Linked DNA regions of Homo sapiens: region 1 is linked to region 2. A link is an interaction called in ENCODE POLR2A ChIA-PET data of the cell type or tissue named here. Cell type or tissue: endothelial cell of umbilical vein. All regions are shown on one strand. Links, peaks and the distances in the headings refer to the core of each region. The heading gives the core; the rest is flanking DNA. Region 1 has its middle 47 kb from the start of MIR6817. Region 2 has its middle 110 kb from the start of MIR6817.

Region 1 (6,781 bases), core at 917-5,916, 61 kb before region 2:
TGGCTTAAAACAATGGGAATTGGCCAGGCGAGGTGGCTCATGCCTGTAATCCCAGCACTTTGGGAGGCTGAGGCGGGCGGATCACAAGGTCAGGAGATCAAGACCATCCTGGCTAACAAGGTGAAACCACGTCTCTACTAAAAATACACAAAAAATTAGCTGGGCGTGGTGGCGGGTACCTGTAGTCCCAGCTACTCGGGAGGCTGAGGCAGGAGAATGGCGTGAACCCAGGAGGCAGAGCTTGCAGTGAGCCTAGATCGTGCCACTGCACTCCAGCCTAGGCAACAGAGCGAGACTCCGTCTCAAAAAAACAAACAACAACAACCAAAAAAAAACCAATGGGAATTGATGATCTCACAGTGCCGGAGGCTAGAAGTCCGAGATGGAGGTGTTGCCAGGGCTGTGCTCCCTCTGGAGGCTCTAGGGGAGGCTCCTTCCTACGTCTTCCAACTTCTGGGGGCTCCAGGTGTTCCTTGGCTTCTGGCTGCATGGCTCCGACCTCTGCTTCATCTTCACATGGCCTTCTCTTCTTCACTCTCCTCTTCTGTCTCAAATCTCTGTACGCTTTTCTTTTCCTTTCTTTTATTTTTTCTTTTATGAGATGGAGTTTCACTTTTGTTGCCCAGGCTGGAGTGCAGTGGCATGATCTCGGCTCACTGCAACTTTCGCCTCCTGGGTTCAAGCGATTCTCCTGCCTCAGCTTCCTGAGTAGCTGGGATTACAGGTGCATGCCACCAAGCCCAGCTAATTTTTGTATTTTTAGTAGAGATGGGGTTTCACCATGTTGTCCAGGCTCGTCTCAAACTCATGACCTCAGGTGATCCACCCACCTCGGCCTCCCAAAGTGCGGGGATTACAGGCTTGAGCCACAGCACCCAGCCTTTGCTTTTCTTTTCTAAGGACCATTTGTCCTTGGACGCAGAGTCCACCTGGATAATCCATCTCAAGATCTTTAACTTAATGACATCTGGGAAGACCCTTTTCCCAACTCGGTTAACATTCACAGGTCCCAGGGATTAGGATGTGGATATATCTTTTTGAAGGCCACGGTTCAATCCACTGTAGGTGTCTTTAAAGCACTTAAAAATGAAAATGAAAACTGAATGTCAACTCCTTCAACTGCAGTGAAAAAATAAGACTGTTCAGTGGACCGGACTTCTTAGCAGTTTTATTTTTCACTGCAGATTATTTTTCACCACTCATGAGGGCCTGCCCAGGGCATTCTCTCCCAGGAGGCAAGTTACTGTGACCAGCCAAATGATCAGGAGGGTCAAAGAAATGGCTACAGAAACAGGGATGGACAATGACTGTCAGAAGGAGGAGAGAAGTGGAGGATGACAGCTGAGGTGAGTGCCTAGCTCATTTGTCCTCACTCCCTCTCTTGAATCCATGTTAATCACAATTTACATGAATGCAGCGCTTTAAAAGTAAGGTATATGGAGAAACCCCATTTCTACTAAAAATACAAAATTAGCCAGGCATGGTGGCACATGCCTGTAATCCCAGCTACTTGGGAGGCTGAGGCAGGAGAATCACTTGAACCCGGGAGGCAGAGGCTGCGGTGAGCCAAGATCGTGCCATTGCACTCCAGCCTGGGCAACAAGAACAAAACTCCGTCTCAAAAAAAAAAAAAAAAGTAAGGTATAATGGCTCATGCTTATAATGCCAACACTGTGGGAGGCCAGGCCAGGAGGATGGCTTAATCCTAGGAGTTCAAGACCAGCCTGGGCAACATAGTGAGACCCTCCCCTCATCTCTACAAAAAGCTAAAAAAAAATTTTTTTTAACTGCTAGGGTTACAGGCCTTTTTTAAGTGGTAGGATTACAGGCCAGGTGGGGTGGAGGATCCCACCTATAATCTTAGCACTTTGGGAGGCTGAGGAAGGTAGATTGCTTAAACCTAAGAGTTCAAGACCAGCCTGGGCAACATAGTGAAACCCCATCTCTACAAAAATACAAAAATATTAGCCGGCTGTACTGGCACACGCCTGTAGTACCAGCTACTTGGGAGACTGAAGTGTGAGGATCACCTAAGTTCGGGGAGGTTGAGGCTGCAGTGAGCCAAGAGTACACCACTGCACTCCAGCCTGGGTGAAAGAGTGAAACCTTGTCTCAAAAGAAAAAATTAGCCAGGTATGGCGGTGCATGACTGTAGTTCCAGCTACTTGGGAGGCTGTGGTAGGAGGATCACTTGAGCCCAGGAGGTTAAGGCTGTAGTGAGCCATGATCACACCACTGCACTCCAGACTAGGTGAGACAGCTAGACATTGTCCCAAAGTAAATGAAAAATAAAAGTAAGGTATAAAAAGTATTGTTCAAACTCTTATTGGAGGTTCACATCAGTACTGAGAGATAAGAAATAGAACAGATATCATGATTCCCATTTTTTGAATGCAGAAACTGAGGCCCAGAGAGGTGAATCCAGCCTGTGTCCTTCACACCCTAGCTGGCTCATAGAAACCATGACCTGTTACCAACCAAGCCCTCCAGAGCCCAGTACCATGGGCCAATGGTGGCCTTCCCTCGCCTGCTCCTGGGGCAAGTTGCCAGGAGGTATTGCCTGTTTTGGGGGAGAGGTCTGCAGGGGCCTGAGGCATGGGCCTTGCAATGGGCAGTCCCACTGGGACCTCCTCTGGTGCTGCCCTCAGGAAGATGCTGTGGCTCCAAAAGCCCCAGGGGCACCTCTGACCACAGCAGTCAGTCTGGCCAGGTTGGGAGGGGCTCTTGTGCCCGGTGTAACTTCACAGAGCCAGCACATTCCAGTCTGGGAAGGAAACCAAAGGCACTTTGCCCAAGTGTCACAGAGCTTGAAACAGCATCCTGTGATGGGTCCCTGTCCCCAGAAGCAATGAGATTGGACAGGTGCTGAGCCCTTGTTACTTGATTGGGACGGACTTGCATCTGAGGAACAAACTGAGAGTGAACCTTTCCAAATTTGAAGCCTAAGAAAAATTTGGTGTCCTGATGAGCTGTGACAGGCAACCGTCTGGGGAAGTGGAAGCTTAGCACATCCTCTGGTTACTTATCACCTTACTGAAGGGTCTAAAAATGATGTCCTTGGGGTGTCAGAATCCTGCAGAATAAAATACTGATGAGTTTTAATTCATTCTTTGCAAATGAATTTTCTCAAGGCTCTGGTTGGAGTCAGGCACCCTGGGACCTTGCAGTAGTGTGCTTTGGGCCGCAGGCCACAGCCCCTTTCTTTTTTGTTTCCTTTTTGAGATGGAGTCTTGCTCTCTCTCCCAGGGTGGAGTCTAGTGGTGCAATCTCGGCTCACTGCAACCTCTGCCTTCCAGGTTCTAGCAATTTTCCTGCCTCAACCTCCCAAGTAGCTGTGATTACAGGTGCCCGCCACCACGCCCAGCTAATTTTTTGTATTTTTAGTAGAGATGGGGTTTCACTGTGTTTCCCAGGCTGGTCTTGAACTCCCGACCTCATGATCCACCCTCCTCGGCCTCCCAAAGTGCTGGGAATACAGGCATGAGCCACTGTGCCCGGCCCACAGCCCCTTTACTCTCTGGAAGTCTCTGATGACCTCTTCATGATGCTTTTTTTTTTTTTTTTTTTGAGACGGAGTCTCGCTCTGTTGCCCAGGCTGAAGTGCAGTGGCGGGATCTCAGTTCACTGCAAGCTCTGTCTCCCGGGTTCATGCCATTCTACTGCCTCAGACTCCCAAGTAGCTGGGACTACAGGCGCCTGCCGCCACGCCCGGCTAATTTTTTGTATTTTTAGTAGAGATGGGGTTTTACCGTGTTGGCCAGGATTGTCTTGATCTTCTGACCTTGTGATCCACCCGCCTCGGCCTCCCAAAGTGCCGGGATTACAGGCATGAGCCACCGTGCCTAGCCTTTTTTTTTTTTTAATATTCTTGGTACATTTTCTATGTAACCATTTAAATAACTGGCCAGTAGAGTCTTCAGATTTTCTGTATCGCTTCCCAAATTTAGAAACCTGACTTGACTTTGGACCAGTTGTAGGCCATCCTGTGCCCCCTTCCCTTGATTCCTGCAGCCAGAGCCCTAAGCAGGCCCCACCCACTTGAGTCCAAGCTGCTACCATTGTACCCACCTGCTGGCCAGGCCCCCACAGGGGCCTCTCTCCTCCTGACAGTCTCATCCCCACTCAGCAGCCAGAGTGCCCTCTTTATAAATGTAGATTGGATCCTTTCACTGTATTCGTTCATCCAACATTTACTGAGCACCTGCTGTGTGCTAGGCCCTGGTACAGGCACAGGAAACACATCAGGGAACAAAACTACACTCTCTGCTCTCCTGGGGCTTCCTTGCTAGTGGAGGGAATAAAGATATGTAAACATGTCAGGTAGTGATGAGTGCAAAGGAGAAAAGTAAATCAGAGAAATGGAGCAGAAACTGCTGGCAAGAGTGGGCGGTGGGGGGGTATGATTTGCAATTTTCAACAGGGGTGGTCAGGCCTGACTGAGGAGCCGAAGAGGTAAGAGAGTAAAGCCATGTGGCTAAGTGGGGTGAAAGAGTTGAAGCAGAAAAGGTGGGAGGATCACCAGGCATGATGGTCCCTGTCTGTAGTCCTAAGTACTAGAGCCGGGCACAGCGGCTCATGCCTGTCATCCCAGTACTTTGGGAGGCCAAGGCGGGTGGATCACCTGAGGTCACGAGTTGAAGACCAGCCAGACCAACATGGTGAAACCCTGTCTCTACTAAAATTACAAAAATGAGCCAGGCGCGGTGGCGCATGCCTGTAATCCCAGCTACTTGGGAGGCTGAGTCAGGAGAATCGCTTGGACCTGGGAGGCAGAGGTTGCAGTGAGCCAAGATTGTGGCATTGCACTCCAGCCTCTCCAGCCTGGGCAACAGAGTGAGATTCCATCTCAAACAAAACAAAACAACGAAAACTAACTACTGGAGAGGCTGAGGTGGGAGGATTGCATGAGCTCAGGAGTTCGAGGTTGCAGTGAGCTATGATCACACCACTACACTCCAGCCTGGGTGACAGAGCGAGACCCTGTCTCAAAAAAAAAAAAAAAAAAAAAAAACTTGTAGCAGAGAACAGCAAGTGCAAAGGCCCTGAGGCAGGAGTGTGCCTAGTGTGTTTGAGAACCCACAGGGATGCCACTGTGGCTGTAGCAGGGTGAGATGTGGGAAGGGAGAGTGGCTAAGGAGGCTGAGAGGTCAGGGAATAAGTGTGGCTGGAGCCGGCCCTGAAGGTGCCCGAGACCCTTGTTTCTCTCCTGAGATGGCGGCCCTCACAAACCCTGGAGCTTCCCTGGCTGCCATGAGGTCAGGCGGAAGGGGGTCGAGGTAGAGGTGGACACAGGGTGCAAGAAGGGAAAGGATTTTTGCTGCTTAAATCCTAGCCTGTCTTCCCATTGCTGGTGGGGTACATTATCAATTCCTCTTCCCTGCCTGAGGTCTGACATGTGCTGGCCCCAGCTGGCCTCTTCCTTCCCCCAGCTCCACCTTCCACCCCTCAGCTCCAGCTCGTGGCCTGATGTGGTTCCTCCTCCCAGTCCATTGACCACGCTGGCCCCTGCCGCAGGGCCTCCTCTATTGATGTGTGCTCTTCCTGAACTGCCCTTCTGCCGGACAGCTGCTCCTTGGTGGCAGCTCAAGTGTCCTTCCTTCCCTAAGCCAGAGTTTCCCAACACTGCAGCCCAACACCCTTCATTTTTCATGACATTCTTCATGTTCTGTCAATGGGCCTTTTGTTGTTTTAATTTTGTCTTCTTGTTTTTGTCGGTCTCCCTTCCTAGAATTTAAACCCCATGAGGGCAGAGGCGTTCAGCCTCACGCCAGCCTGGCAAATTTGTCACAAATCTGGAGGAACGCACACGTTCGCGGGCACCCAGTTCTGTGAGGTATTGCAAGCCCTCTCTGAACCTGCAAGGTGGCCATTGCTGTTCCCACTTTACAAGGGAGGAAGGAGTGCCCGGAGAGGTTCTATTTAGACCCGCCAAGGGCACAGTCGTTCTAGAAAGTAGCAGATCGGGAGTTTGAACTTGGGCTTGCTGGTTCCAGAGCCCCTTCTGTGCCCCTTCCAGGCTGTGCCTGGGTGAGATTCTTCCCCTTCGAGCACCTCTTCTTCCTCGAGGGTTCAGTGGCTGAGCTGACACCGGTGGGCAAGAGGCCTTGGCCTGCTTGTTGAAGGACTCAAAGGTGGCGTCTGGAAGCCTGGCGGGACTTTTCCCCTGTCAGCCTAGAGGCACTTTTAGAGGAGCGTGTCTGTTTCGCAGTCTTCGTGTCTCATAATTCATAATTAAGGTAGAGAGTACACATTTAGTTTAAAGTAAAAATTCAAACCCACCTCCACTCCCAGCTGGCCAGCTTCATGCAGTTCTCTCCCTGTCCCCTCCTCTGCCCTCCACAGGTGAGAACAAGTGTCAGGGCCGCACCATGGGACCCCAGGCTTCCTGCCCTGAAACTGCCTCGCTGTGTGCCCTTGGGCAGCCCCGCCCCGTGCCTCAGTTTCCCCACTCATAGAGGCTCCACAGGTAACACACCGGGCTCCTGGCCCAGATCTGCCCCCGGGCCCCGCGGGGCGGAAACCCCGCGCCCCAGCCCCGCGCCGAGCCTCCCGGCGGCGCCCCCAGGGCAGGGCGAGGAGCGCGGGGAGGGGCCGCGGGGACCCGGGCCGCTGGGGCCGTGGGGCCCGCCCGGCCGCCGGCCGGCTCCCTGGGGCGCGGGCGGCTGCGTCAGCGGGGGGCGGAGACGCGGCGCTGCTTCCGCTCACGCGCGCCCTGCTCCCTCCTCCCAGTCGTCCTGGTCCGCGGCGCCCAACGGGGAAGACGAAGATGCAGGGACACGCG
Region 2 (6,781 bases), core at 1,248-6,247:
CACACGTGCAGCCTATATGGGAAAACCTTCCCTCTGTACCTGCCTCAAAGGTTTCAGACATTTTTCTTAAAGCACTATAATATTTATTGTAACACAATTCAAGCTAATTAAATATGAGCAAGCCTATTTCAAAAAAAATAGACGATTATAATGAGCAAATCCGGTAGACACACATGACGGCTTTTGTGAAATGCTTGTGTGAATGTGAAATGTCTGTTGTCCGTTGAGCTTGACCTCAGACACCCCACCCGCTGTCTTTCCAGTGCCCGTTTGCTTAGCACTCTTTCTTCATTTATAGTGCAAATATAAACATCCAGGACAAATACAGGAAGACCTTTTTTTTTTTTTTTTTTTTTTTTTTTTTTTTTTTTTTTTGAGACGGAGTCTTGCTCTGTCGCCCAGGGTGGAGTGTGCAGTAGCATGATCTCAGCTCACCGCAACCTCCACCTCCCAGGTTAAAGCGATTCTCCTGCCTCAGCCTCCTAAGTAGCTGGGTTTACAGGCATATGCAACCACACCCAGCTAGTTTTTTTAGTAGAGACAGGGTTTCACCATGTTGGCCAGGCTGGTCTTGAACTCTTGACCTCAGGTGATCTGCCCGCCTTGGCCTCACAAAGTGGTGGGATTACAGGCGTGAGCCACCGTACCCGGCCTAGAAAGACTTTTTGCCTTCTAAAGAAGGGTTTAGGGGCACGCTGCTAGCTAGGGGGAGCTGTGGCCGAGTACAATGCCGGGCGTGGGGAGCCAGGCGGCCCCGGGGCTGAGGCGAGCGAAGGGGCTGAAGGGAGTCACGGTGGTGCTGAAGCCAGTGGCGCAGCTGTGCGGGGCAGCGGCGCTGAGGAGGTGGCGGTGGGGCTGAAGTGGAGCTCGGCAGCCTCCGGCCTGCACCAGGCACCCTCCCAGTCTTGGGCGCCCTGGTGTGCAGGCTGCAGCCATGGCGGTGCCTGCCCCTGGGAGGAGGGGGCGGTGTGGGGGGGTCCCAGCGGCCACCAGGAGGAGGCGGAGGCAATGGCGGCAGGAACTGGGGCTGAGCTGTCCCCGCTGCGTGCCTGCGACAGTGACCCAGCCAGCCCCGGAGCACAGTCCCGGAAGGATGATAATGAAGATAATTCAAATGATGGGACCCAGCCATCCAAAAGGAGGTGAATGGGCTCAGGAGGTAGTTCTAATAGTTATGAAACTTCAAGTCAAGATCTTGGCTTTAGTCACTATCCAGCAGAAAATTTGATAGAGTACAAAAGGCCACCTGATGAAATAGGAGAATACTATATGCTTCAATAACAAGTCAGTGAATATTTGGGTGTGACCTCCTTTAAAAGGAAATATCCAGATTTAGAGCGAGATTTGTCTCACAAGGAGAAACTCTACCTGAGAGAGCTAAAGTCATTACTGAAACTCAGTGCATGCTAGGTATAACAGCATTGCGCAGTGATGAAGTGATTGATTTAATGATAAAAGAATATCCAGCCAAACATGCTGAGTATTCTGTTATTCTACAAGAAAATGAATGTCAGCGAATTACAGACCATTATAAAGAGTATTCCCAAATGCAACAACAGAATACTCAGAAAGTTGAAGCCAGTAAAGTGCCTGAGGATATTAAGAAAGCTGCCAAAAAAGCAGCTGAATTTAACAGCAACGTAAACTGGGAACGCATGGAAGAAGAGCTTATTTTGACTTGCAGACACATGTTATCCAGGTGCCTCAAGGGAATTACAAAGTTTTGCCAACAGAGCAAACAATGATTAGTTCTTACCCAGTGGGTCTCATCCCCTGACAGTTCGACAGTTTGAGGAATATTATAAAAGGTACTCACCAGATGAGCTCTGGTACCTGCCATTAAACACAGCCCTGTATGAGCCCCCCTCTGGATCCTGAGCTCCCTGCTGTAGACAGTGATTCAAATGATGGCGAAGATGGTCGAGGTGACGAAAAACGGAAAAATAAAGGCACTTTGGATAGCTCCTCTGGCAATGAATGTATCTGAAGGGGAAAGCCCTCCTGACAGCCAGGAGGACTCTTTCCAGGGAAGACAAATCAAAAGACAAGAAGAGAGACTGTTATCACCCCCCGTACAGATGAGGAAACTGAGGCCCACTGAAGGGAATCAAATTTCCCAAGTTCAAGGGCTGATGAGGGCTGAGCTTGGGCAGGACACTTTGTCTGACCCTGTGGCTGGGGCTCCCACAGCAGAGGCTCCACTTGGAAGAACACGCTCTGGGCTCCTGCAGGCCTTTGCCAGCTGCCCTCCCTCCTCCTAGCCGTTCAGGGGAGGGGTGGCCATCGGGCTCTGTAGCCCTGACTCGGCCTTACTCTGCTCTGAGGCCTCTTTTCTGCATCCCTGAAATGGGGTCAGAGCAGGGACAAGTACTCCCAGGGGACCCCAGTGCCACAGCCCCCTTCTCCCATGGTGCATGAGCAGGCACACTTCAGGTCTCACCTGGGGCTGGGCTAGGCCAGGTCTCACCTGGGGCTGGGCTAGGCCAGGTCTCACCTGGGGCTGGGCTAGGCCAGGTCTCACCTGGGGCTGGGCTAGGCCAGGTCTCACCTGGGGCTGGGCTAGGCCAGGTCTCACCTGGGGCTGGGCTAGGCCGATCCTGCCTTGCCTGGGACATCAGGAGCTGAGGGTCTATATAGGTCAGGACCCAGGAGGCCTCAGGGGGCTTGTGGAAGGATGGGGGTGTGTGTATGGACAGATATATGGATGGACAGACTGATAAAAACAGATGAGTAACTGTCCAGTCTGAAGTCCTGTCCACAGAGGAGGGACCCTGGAAGGCCTCTTGGGGGCAGCTGTGCTGCCAAGTTCCTTGTCACTACTCAAGACCTTAGGGTAACCAGGGCAGCAATTGGAAGGGTCCCCATTTCCCTTTACCTCCCTGTAACTGGCCCAGCCCCACTGAAATGTCCAGGGTCTGGAGGCAGTGGGGTGGGGGTTGGGGGGGGGTATGAACTGCAGGGACCCACTTCCAGCTTCGGCCAGCCCACCCTGGGTCCCTCTGAGCTGTGAGTGTCTTGGCTGTGCCCCACAGTTGGCCACAGCTCTGCACCCAGCATTTTGAACAGTTCCTGCAGAGCCCTGAGGCGGAGGCAGGGCCTGCATGAACAGAAGCTTCTGGAGCAGAAGATGCTGCTTCTGTCCCTTGACTGTGATCTTGAGACCCTATCTAGCTCAGGTCTGGGCATGGGGCTTGAGCACCTTGGTGCTGGGACACAGGCCCACTTCCCAGCTGGGCTGGCAGAGGCTGCATTAACTGAACCCTCCCCTACTCCTATGTCCCCACCCCCATAGGAGGCTTCCCCTCTGAAAACCATTTGGCAATTTCTAATAAATACACGCTTATGCATATCAAGCAAACCCTACTCCTGGGTTTTTATCCAAATGGAATGAAAACTTATGTTCAAACAAAAATTTGAATGCAAATATTTATACTGGTTTTATTCACCACTGGCAAGAAGCAGAAACATCTGGTTTGACCCACCACACACACATATGCACACACGTGGAAACAACCCAATTGTCATTCAACTGGTGAATGGCTAAACAAAGTGTCATACCTTCATAAATGGAATCAGGCTCGGCAATAATAGGGGAACAAACTATTGATCCATAAGGCAACTGGGATGAATTGCAACATTGTTACACTGAACTCAGGAAGCCAGGCTCAGAAGGTTACATACTTAGACTCCTAGTCAGCATTAAAAAGGAAAAAACTACGTTGCAATTGAGCCACCTGGAGGAACACCCAGAAAACTATGCTGAGTGGGAGAAAGCCAGTCCCCAGAGGTCACATACTGTATGATTCCATGTGCAGAACATTCTTGAAATAACAAAATTATACAAGTGGAGACCAAATTAGTAGTTGCCAGGGGCTAAGGAGGGGTTTGGGACAGTGGGAAGTGAGTGTTCCTGTGAAAGGGCAACATGAGGGATGTTTGGGAGGGAAGCATTCCCTTCTTGCTGTATCAATGTCAGTATCCTGGCTCTGATCCATTACTGTAGCTGCAAGGTCCTACCCTTGAGGGAACTGGCCAGAGTACCTAGGATTCCTCTGTATTATTCCTCACAGCTGCATGAGAAGCTACAATAATCTCAAAATAAAAAGTTTAATTTAAAAAACGGTCACATTGAGAGATGACAGCGTGCTGGCAGCCCTCGCTCACTCTCGGCACCTCCTTGGCCTTGGCGCCCACTCTGACCACGCTTGAGGAACCCTTCAGCCCACTGCTGCACTGTGTGAGCCCCTCTCTGGGCTGGCCGAGGCTGGAACTGACTCCCTCTGCTTGCGGGGAGGTGTGGAGGGAGAGGCGCGGGCGGGAACCAGAGCTGCTCGCGGTGCTCACAGGCCAGCATGCGTTCTGGGTGGGCGTGGGCTCAGTGGGTCCGACACTCAGAGTGGCAGTGAGGGGCTTAGCACCCAGGCCAGCACCTGTGGAGGGTGCACTGGGTCCCACAGCACTGCCGGCCCATCCACACCACACTCAAATTCTTGCCAGGCCTCAGCCACCTCCCCACAGGGCAGGGCTCGGGACCTGCAGCCCACCATGCCCAAGGCATGCTCCCCAGCACTGTGGGCTCCCTCACGGCCCAAGCTTCCCCGACAGGCGACGCCCCCTGCTCTGCGGTGCCCAGTCCCATCGACTGCCCAAGGGCTGAGGGGTGCATGCACACGCACAGGACTGGCGGGCAGCTCCGCCCGTGTGGCCCTGGTGTGGGATCCACGAGGTGAAGCCAGCTGGACTCCTGAATCTGGTGGGGGCTTGGAGAACTTTTATATGTCTACCCAGAGGATGGTATATGCACCAATCAGCATTCTGTGTCTAGCTCGGGGTTCGTGGATGCACCAATCAGCACACTGTATCTAGCTAATCTGGTGGGGACTTGGAGAACTTTTCTGTCTAGCTAAAGGATTGTAAATGCACGGATCAGTGCTCTATGTCTAGCTCAAGTTTGTAAACGCACCAATCAGCACCCTGTGTCTAGCTCAAGGTTTGTAAAAGCACTAATCCGTGCTGTGTCTAGCTCATCTAGTGGAGACTTGGAGAACTTTTGTGTCTAGCTAAAGGTTTATAAATGCACCAATCAGCACCCTGTCAAAATGGACCAATCTGCTACTCTTTGGCTCCACACTGCCTTTATGAGCTGTAACACTCACTGCAAAGGTCCGCAGCTTCATTCCTGAAGCCAGCGAGACCACAAACCCACCAGAAGGAAGAAACTCCGAACACGTCCAAACATCAGAAGGAACAAACTCTGGACACACCATCTTTAAGAACACTCACCACAGAGGTCCGCGGCTTCATTCTTGAAGTCAGTGAGACCAAGAACCCACCAATTTCAGACACAACATCCTTTACGTTTGCATTTCTGTGATATTCTGTAAAAATCAACAGTATAGGGTCAGAAAGAGACCAGTGGTTGCCATGGTTGGGGTACAGAAAGGGTTTGAATGTAAAAGGAACGTAAGGGCTGAGAGCAGGGGCTCACCCCTGTAATCCCAGCACTGTGGGAGGCTGAGGCAGGTGGGTCACCCCTGTAATCCCAGCACTGTGGGAGGCTGAGAGCAGCGGCTCACCCCTGTAATCCCAGCACTGTGGGAGGCTGAGGCAGGTGGGTCACCCCTGTAATCCCAGCACTGTGGGAGGCTGAGAGCAGCGGCTCACCCCTGTAATCCCAGCACTGTGGGAGGCTGAGAGCAGCGGCTCACCCCTGTAATCCCAGCACTGTGGGAGGCTGAGAGCAGGGGCTCACCCCTGTAATCCCAGCACTGTGGGAGGCTGAGAGCAGGGGCTCACCCCTGTAATCCCAGCACTGTGGGAGGCTGAGGCAGCAGCTCACCCCTGTAATCCCAGCACTGTGGGAGGCTGAGAGCAGGGGCTCACCCCTGTAATCCCAGCACTGTGGGAGGCTGAGGCAGGTGGGTCACCCCTGTAATCCCAGCACTGTGGGAGGCTGAGAGCAGCGGCTCACCCCTGTAATCCCAGCACTGTGGGAGGCTGAGGCAGGTGGGTCACCCCTGTAATCCCAGCACTGTGGGAGGCTGAGAGCAGCGGCTCACCCCTGTAATCCCAGCACTGTGGGAGGCTGAGAGCAGGGGCTCACCCCAGTAATCCCAGCACTGTGGGAGGCTGAGAGCAGGGGCTCACCCCTGTAATCCCAGCACTGTGGGAGGCTGAGGCAGATGGGTCACTTGGGGCCAGGAATTTGAGACCAGCCTGGCCAACATGGCGAAACCCTGTCTCTACTAAAAATACAAAAATTACCCGGGTGTGGTGACCACACTTGTAATTCCAGCTACTTGAGAGGCTGAGGCAAGAGAATCACTTGAATCCAGGAGGTGGAGTTTGCAGTGAGCCGAGATTGCACCTCTGCACACCAGCCTGGGTGACAGAGTGAGACTGTGTTTCTAAAAAAGGGGTGCTTAGAGAAATTTGGGGGTGGTGGTGGAAATATTCTGTATTTCAATTGTGATAGTTACATGAGTCAATAATTTTTAGAAAATTATACTAGGTTTTATTAGCTTCACCAAAAAGAGTAAACTTTACTGTAAATAAAAATAGAAATGTTTGAAATGTTTAAATGTTTTAAAATGTTTATTATGGGAGGTGGAGCCAAGATGGCTGAATAGGAACAGCTCCAGTCTACAGCTCCCAGCGTGAGTGGCGCAGAAGACAAATGATTTCTGCATTTCCAACTGAGGTACCGGGTTCATCTCACTGGGGATTGTCGGACAGCAGGTGCAGCGCACCGAGCGTGAGCCGAAGCAGGGCGAGGCATCGC

The links. Peaks named below come from ENCODE experiments on the same cell type or tissue, not always from the same donor. Only the 100,000 strongest peaks of a DNase experiment are listed, where the experiment ranks them.
Region 1: POLR2A ChIA-PET joins it to region 2 with 6 read pairs; 2 of 35 experiments call an interaction of 5 or more read pairs at or near these places.

The regions. Positions count from the first base shown.
Region 1 is chr22:25,405,355-25,412,135 of GRCh38, reverse strand. It overlaps the pseudogene LRP5L. Among named protein-coding and RNA genes, the nearest start is that of MIR6817, 47 kb to the left of the region's middle. RefSeq lists a silencer at 6,569-6,781. In endothelial cell of umbilical vein, for the core only: no CTCF peak of the experiment used is centred there; no DNase peak of the experiment used is centred there.
Region 2 is chr22:25,344,811-25,351,591 of GRCh38, reverse strand. It overlaps the pseudogene PHF10P2 and the pseudogene LRP5L. Among named protein-coding and RNA genes, the nearest start is that of MIR6817, 110 kb to the left of the region's middle. In endothelial cell of umbilical vein, for the core only: no CTCF peak of the experiment used is centred there; a DNase peak (open chromatin) is centred at 3,681; H3K27ac peaks cover 1,411 bases.